Regions from separate parts of the Homo sapiens genome. Here region 2 is linked to region 1. Evidence: chromatin contacts called from ENCODE POLR2A ChIA-PET data. All regions are on one chromosome and are shown on one strand. Each heading gives the region's core, a stretch centred on a gene start or an enhancer-like site at or near the end of the contact. The rest is flanking DNA. Distances are from core to core; before and after follow the strand shown. Region 1 holds the start of DIRAS1 (DIRAS family GTPase 1). Region 2 has its middle 12 kb from the start of MAP2K2.

Region 1 (3,616 bases), core at 362-2,861:
TTTCTCTTCTGTGAAATGCGAGCCACTGTTGGGGCAAGTAAGGTGACAAGGTGGAGAAAGGCCCTAGGCAGTGCCCTGTACAGCGGAGACCCCGATCACAATTGTGATCACAGTCACAAGGGCTTGGGGCCGGTGGGCAGGGCACTTGGCTGTGCCTGTTGGTTGCAAAGGCACCTTCTGGATTATCAAGGGTAACAGATTTGCCAGGAAAAGAAAAGAGGCTGATGAAAGCGCCAGCTGACACAGTCCCCAGTTGTGATGAGCCAGGCAAACTTCTGGGCGCCTCGGCAATGCCAACTCATGTGATTGGCTGCCGGGTTTGTGGACTACATGCATAGTAATTTCTCGGCATTCGGAGGAGGCTGGGGGTGCTGGTGGTGGGGGGGAGGCGGCCTGTGCTGCAGACCCTGCCCTTTCCTGGGTGGGCGCCCTGAGAGGCGGGCACGCTGCTGTGCAGAAAGACGCCACCAAGACCGGCCTGGGGTCCTAATGGCCATGGGTTCTGTGGACCCAGATCCAGCCTTTGCCTTGCTGCGGGCACTGAAGCTCCAGCCCCCATGAGCAGTACTGTCCTCCCCGCTGGGTCTGGAATCCCTGACCAGAAAGGCGCTTGCACTCAACAGCCCCGAAGCCCACGCCACTTCCCACCTCCACCGCCTGGGGGGTGCGGGTGGAGGGAGGGGGTCGTGGGCACCGAGGCAGGAGCAGGAGGGGCTGGCTCAAGGTCACAGAGCAGGGGGGTGGAGGCGCACAGCGGGGCTGGAAGCCCACCCTGCTTGGCTAGACTCCTGGGGTTTCCCGCCTGTGCGGGGCAGCCCACCCCCAGACGTCCAGGCAGGGCCAATCTACCCCAGCCCTGGGTCCCTGAAGCCCGGCTCCCGGCCGGGCACGGCGTGGTTGGTGGGGGCGGGGGTGTCAAAGCAAAGCTCAGGGTCAGGAAAGCAGAGAGAGCCGCGACCCAGGGGTCTAGCGGGGGTCACGCCTGACCAAGGGTGGGGCGGGGGTCTGACCCAGGGCCGCCTGGCCGGTGAGGGGTTTGATGGAGAAAGGGCCTGCTCTAGGGGGCCCGAGGGCGCAGAGGCACAGTGCGGGGCCAGCCCAGGGGCGACCCTTGACTCAGGAGGACCTCAGTGGTGGAGAGGAGGAGCCCACCCCGGGGAGGGGGCGCGGAGGGAGGGGCTTGGCTGGGCAGCGGGGCGGAGGGCGAAGAAGGCGGCTGCAGGAGGGAGGAGGCCCTGCCCGAGGGGACCAATGCGGAGAGGGGCGGCGGGGTGGGCCTCGGTGGGGCGGGCTCGGCAGGGGGGCGCCCTCCGGGTGGGGGAGGGGAGGCGGCCGGGAGCTGTCCAAGGTGAGCGCGGAGGGGCCGGCCGGGCCCGGCGGGAAGGGACGGGGGACGCCCGGCGAGGGGCCCCGGAGCCACGCGGGGAAGGGCCCGGCCCCAAGGCCCGGGAGGCTGGGGCCGGGACAAAGGAGGGACGCGCGGCGGGGAGGACGGCCGGCTGGGGGCTGCGCAGGGACCCCCTCCCCGCCCCGGGCCGCCTACCTGGGCCCGCTGGTCCCTGCGGCGCCGCGGCCGCTGCTCCTGCCCGCTCCGGTGTCCGCTGGCGCCGCCGCCCCCCGCCCGCCCGAGCCGCCGCAGTCGCGCCCGCGCCGTCCCCGCCCGCCGGGCCCCGCGCTCCGCCCCGCCCCGCCCCGCCCCGCCCCGCCCCGGGGACCCGCGCCCACGGGGCCGGCGCGCCGCCCGGCCAAGGTCACCGCCGCCCCACGCGGGACCCCTGCCCGCGCCCGGGGTGGGAGAGGTCGCCAGGATCCGGGACCCCCGCCCTGCCACGTAGCCACCTGCGCGCGCCCTCCCTCGGGGTGGGAGCTGGGGCCGCTTCCCGGGGAACCCCGAGTGGGGGCCAGGAGCCCGGCTTGGGAGGAGCAGAGTCCAGCCGGGGGTGGAGGGCTTTGGCAGAAATGCGGATAAAGGGGGTGCAGAACGGGACCCCTGAGGCCGGCTGGGGCCCGGTCACACGCAGGGCGGGGAATCAGAGGGGTGCGTTGTGAAATGAGTAAGTCGATAATCAACAATCAATGAACAGGTTTAGAAGCGGGCAGAGGCGGGAGGGTTCAGGTCAATGGGGTGCACCTGGAGGCCCACCCATCCCAGGGGCCTGGGCAGGGGCGGGATGGGGGCAGAAGCGGACTCAGCGCTCTGTAGGGCTGGTTTTGTGGAGGCGGAGGCAGCCCATGGCAGTCAGGCCTAGGGAGGTGGGGGGTGAGCAAAGGGGGCTGGCGCTGCTCTGCAGCGGATGGGTTTGCCGTTTTCGGTTAGGAAAATGTTTGTGTTCCCCCAACAGGAGGTGTCTTAGGGGAGCACTGGCTTTTCTGATGCGTCTGTGTGTCCACAAGAGACCATGGTTCCGCCTCCATTTTGGAGACCGGGAGGCCGAGGTTCCTTTTGGCCTCATCGGGCAGATCCCAGAGGAGACTGGACTTTGGGGTCTAGTGACCAGGCCAGAAGGTGCTCTCAGGGGTGGGTGCGGGACAGTCCCAGGCCGCAAGGCTGTCAGAGGAAGGCGCCCCTTGGTGGAGAGGCCAACTCTGGGACCCACAGGGGTCTCTCCAGAGTCAGAGCCATCAGTGGGTGAGAGGCTGGTCTGGAAGGTGGTGAGCTCCCCATCACCAGGCCTGTGAGCAGGTGAACCCCTTGGGCCCTCAGCTCCTGGGGTTCTCCATGACCCACCATTTCCATGGCCCTGGATGAGGTGGGCCCATCTGCCTCTGCGGAGACTTGGCACTGCCTCCAAGACCACTCAGTCCCCTCTCCTGTTGCCACTGAGGCTGGGGCACTGAGGTTCAAGCGGCTTTGGGGCTCAAGGAGCTCTATTTCTCCCTGATTTGACCCCACTCCCCCTCCTGGCCTCCAGACCCCTTCCTCCAGCCCTCCTTCCACTCTGCCACTCAATGCTCCAACTGCAACATGGGCCTCCCCTGCTCTAACGCCACCCATGGCTCCCTTCTCCCAGGCCAAGGTCCAGCTTCTCAGCCTGGCATCCATGGCCCGGCCTGAGTGCTCCTGGCGTGCACCTCCCTCCCACCCTGACCCCAGCCCTGCGGGAGCACCTCAGAGCATGGCCCGGCCCCTGACCCTCATCTGGGGGTGCCCTCAGCAGGAGATGGAGACAGCCCTGAGGGCAGACAAATCCCAGCTTCTGCTCTACATGGCTGCCTGCAGGGAAGTGCCTTCTCAAGCATCGGTTCCCCCATCTGTGAGTGACGTCACTGTTGCCCGCCTGTAGGGTTGCTGGGAACACATGGGCAGGGCGCCCACCTACACGGGGCTGCTGGGCACCCAAGCACTCAGACGGCAGCCCTGCCCCTTCCCAGTCCGCCTGCCTGCCTTCGTCTCCTGAGTGACCCACCAGCGTGGGGCAGGGCGTCGGGCCGGCTCCCTGTCTCCTCCGGGCACCAGCTCAGGCCGGGGCAGGCTGACTCATGCGTAGGAGAGTGGGCAGGGCGGTAACTCCACGCTGCGGCTGCTATTTATAGCTCCCAGGCCAGGCTGTGGGCCGCGTGAGCCGGCGAGGCCAGGCCCTGTTCCCCTCCTCGCTGTCCCTGAGGAACGGGGTCT
Region 2 (3,616 bases), core at 689-3,188, 1.4 Mb after region 1:
CAGTGTTCAAGGAGGAAAACAGGATGCTCTGAGAGAAGCTTAGCAGTGCTGTGCCAAAGCCAGCTCCTTCTGGTGGGCAAGAGCCGATTTGTTCAAGTTTTGGGAAATTTGGGAACTGCTGGTTAATAGCTACGATTTCAAATTAGGCCAGGCGCAGTGGCTCACGCCTGTAATCCCGGCGCTTTGGGAGGTTGAGGCAGGCAGATCACAAGGTCAGGAGTTTGAGACCAGCCTGGGCAACATGGTGAAATCCCGTCTCTACTAAAAATACAAAATTTAGCTAGGCGTGGTGGCAGGTGCCTGTAATCCCAGCTACTGGGAAGGCTGAGGCAGAGGAGTTCCTTGAACCCGAGAGGTGGAGGTTGCAGTGAGCCGAGATTGCACCACTGTACTCCAGCCTGGGACAGACCGGGACTCTGTCTCAAACAAACAAACAAGCAAAAATTAGGCCAGGAGCAGTGGCTCGCCCCTGTAATCCCAGCACTTTGGGAGGCCGAGGCGGGAGGATCATTTGAGGTTAGGAGTTTGAGACCAGCCTGGTCAACATGGTGAAACCTCGTCTCTACTAAAAATAGAAAAATTAGCTGGGAGTGGTGTTGGGCACCTGTAATCCCAGCTACTCGGGAGGCTGAGACGGGAGGATGGTTTGAACCCGGGAGGCGGAGGTTACAGTGAGCGGAGTTAGCGCCATTGCACTCCAGCCTGGGCAACAAGAGTGAAACTCTTAAAAAAAAAAAAAAAGGAATAAGGAAATATTTTCCAGTATTCAGAAATGATTATGTGATTCATCACAGAAGTCATCCACATTTTTGATGACCAAGTGAAGTTCTTTTTTTTTTTTTTTTTAATTTGAGATGGAGTCTCACTCTGTCTCTCAGGCTGGAGCGCAGTGGTGCCATCTCGGCTCACTGCAACTTCTGCCTCCCAGGTTCGAGTGATTCTCCCTGCCTCAGCCTCCCAAGTAGCTGGGATTACAGGCACCTGCCATCACAACCGGTTAATTTTTGTATTTTTTTTTTAGTAGAGACGGGGTTTCACCATGTTGGCCAGGCTTGTCTCGAACTCCTGACCTCAGGTGATCTGCCCGCCTTGGCCTCCCAAAGTGCTGGGATGACAGGCATGAGCCACCACACCCAGCTGGTTTCTAGAGTTTCTTTCTTTTTTTTTTTTTTTTTGAGATGGAGTCTCACTCTGTCGCCAGGCTGGAGTGCAGTGGCGCAATCTCGGCTCACTGCAACCTCCGCCTCCTGGGTTCAAGTGATTCTCCTGCCTCAGCCTCCCGAGTAGCTGGGACTACAGGCACATGCCACCACGCCTGGCTAATTTTTTGTATTTTTAGTAGAGACAGGGTTTCACCATGTTGGCCAGGATGGTCTTGATCTCTTGACCTTGTGATGCACCTGCCTCGGCCTCCTAAAGTGCTGGGATTACAGGAGTGAGCCACTGTGCCCAGCCTAGAGTTGTTTTATGACTTTGTGCCACGTCCTGGCCGATGGATGCTCATGATGACATTTATTTTATCGCTCTGCAATCAAAGATTTGTGCAGATGAATGGGAACTGCGAGAGAACATGGGAAAATGAAAGGGGTTTAATTGCGGGAGGGAAGGAAAACACATAAAATGTATTTTTTCGCTTTCCCATGATTTATTTATTTATTTTTATTATTATTATATTTTGAGATAGAGTCTCGCTCTGTTGCCCAGGCTGGAGTGCAGTGGCATGATCTCGGCTCATTGCAACCTCTGCCTCCTGGGTTCAAGCGATTCTCCTGCCTCAGCCTCCCGAGCAGCTGAGATTACAGGCATGTGCCACCAAACCCGGCTAATCTTTGTATTTTTAGTAGAGATGGGGTTTCGCCATGTTGGCCAGGCTGGTCTCAAACTCCTGACCTCAGGTGATCCGCCCACCTCCACCTCCCAAATTGCTAGGATTACAGGCGTGAGCCACCGCGCCCGGCCTTACCAAGTTCTGATTGAAGTGAAATGCCTGGAAGAAAGATAAAGTTAAAATGAGGTTTTCACAACATGTCGAAATCACTCTGAGCAAAGTTCCAAACCCAAGGTTCTAGAAAGTGCAATGACTTTTTTTTTTTTAAACAGGGGCAATTAAAAATTTCCCAGGCTTAGCAAGATCAAATGGGTGTGTGCAGCGCTCTCTCTGACATGCAATTTATGGAATTATTGATTTGTCAATGTGATCTCTGCACTTCCTGTGAGGAATTTGAGGTCCTGTTTGGAGAATTTGGTAAATAGGGAATCTCGCAGAAACATGGGGTCTTGAGAAACTCATTTCAACCCTCTGAGCCTCAGTTTCCACTTTTCTTTTTTTCTTTTCTTTTCTTTTTTTTTTTTTTTTTGAGACGGAGTCTCACTCTGTCACCCAGGCTGGAGTGCAGTGGTGCAATCTCGGCTCACTGCAAGCTCCGCCTCCCGGGTTCACGCCATTCTTCTGCCTCAGCCTCCCGAGTAGCTGGGACTACAGGCATCCGCCACCACGCCCGGCTAATTTTTTGTGTTTTTAGTAGAGACGGGGTTTCACCATGTTAACCAGGATGGTCTCGATCTCCTGACCTCGTGATCTGCCCACCTCGGCCTCCCAAGTGCTGGGATTACAGGCATGAGCCACCGCGCCCGGCCTTCACTTTTCTTTTTTTAGAAAGACAGGGTGTCTGTCACTCAAATTGGAGTGCAGTGGCATGATCATAGCTCACCACGGCCTCTAATTCCTGGGCTTAAGTGATCCTCTCACCTTAGCCTCCCAAGTAGCTGAGACCACAGGCATGTGCCACCATGCCCTGCTAATTTTTAAACTTTTTGTAGAGACAGGTTTCACTTTGTTTCCCAGGCTGATCTCAAACTCCTGGGCTCAAGCTATCTTGTCACCTTGGCCTCCTAAAGTGCTGAGGTTATAGGCGTGACCTATTATGCTGGCAATAAAATAATTTAAAACAAATTTTTTAGAGACAGGATCTCACCTGGCACCCAGGCTGGAGTGCGGTGGTGCAGTCATAGCTCACCGCAGCTTCCAACTCCTTGGCTCTGGTGATCCTCCCACCTCAAGCCCCTGAGTAGCCTGGACTACGGGCACTTCCCACCATGCCTGGCTAATTTTTAAATTTTTTGTAGAGACAGGGACTCCCTGTGTTGCCTAGGCTGATCTTGAACTCCTGTGCTCAAGCAATCCTCTCACCTCAGCCCCTCAAAGTGCTGGGATTACAGGCGGGAGCCACCATGCCCCGGCCATAAAATCAGTTTTTAACTCAGGCTGTACAACAATAGGCAGTGAGCTGTGGGCTCTAATTTGCCCACCGCAATACAGGCTGTGATTATATTGGGAGGCATTTGGGACATGAAACATGGTCATGTTTGTTTGTTTTGTTTTGTTTTGCTTTTGGCCTTGTTCTTTTTTTGTTTTGTTTTGTTTTGTTTTGTTTTGTTTTTTCAGAGAGTCTCGCTCTGTCACCCAGACTGGAGTGCAGTGGCGAGATCACGGCTCACTGCAAGCTCCGCCTCCTGGGTTCACGCCATTCTCCTGCCTCAGCCTCCCAGGTAGCTGGGACTACAGGCACCTGCCACCACGCCTGGCTAATTTTTTTTTGTATTTTTAGTAGAGACG

The links. ChIA-PET counts read pairs that join two places held with the same protein, here RNA polymerase II (POLR2A).
Region 2: POLR2A ChIA-PET joins it to region 1 with 12 read pairs in AG04450. The contact joins the enhancer-like site here to the promoter of DIRAS1 in region 1. POLR2A ChIA-PET finds 5 or more read pairs at or near these places in 2 of 52 experiments (AG04450 and H1).

The regions. Positions count from the first base shown.
Region 1 is chr19:2,719,761-2,723,376 of GRCh38, forward strand. DIRAS1 (DIRAS family GTPase 1) reads right to left here and starts at 1,612. Exons shown (of 2, transcript NM_145173.4): 1 at 1,544-1,612.
Region 2 is chr19:4,134,798-4,138,413 of GRCh38, forward strand. No RefSeq gene overlaps it. Among named protein-coding and RNA genes, the nearest start is that of MAP2K2, 12 kb to the left of the region's middle. Within about 2 kb of position 1,939, at least 2 of the 41 ENCODE cell types and tissues checked have a DNase peak (open chromatin) inside an H3K27ac peak, as active enhancers do.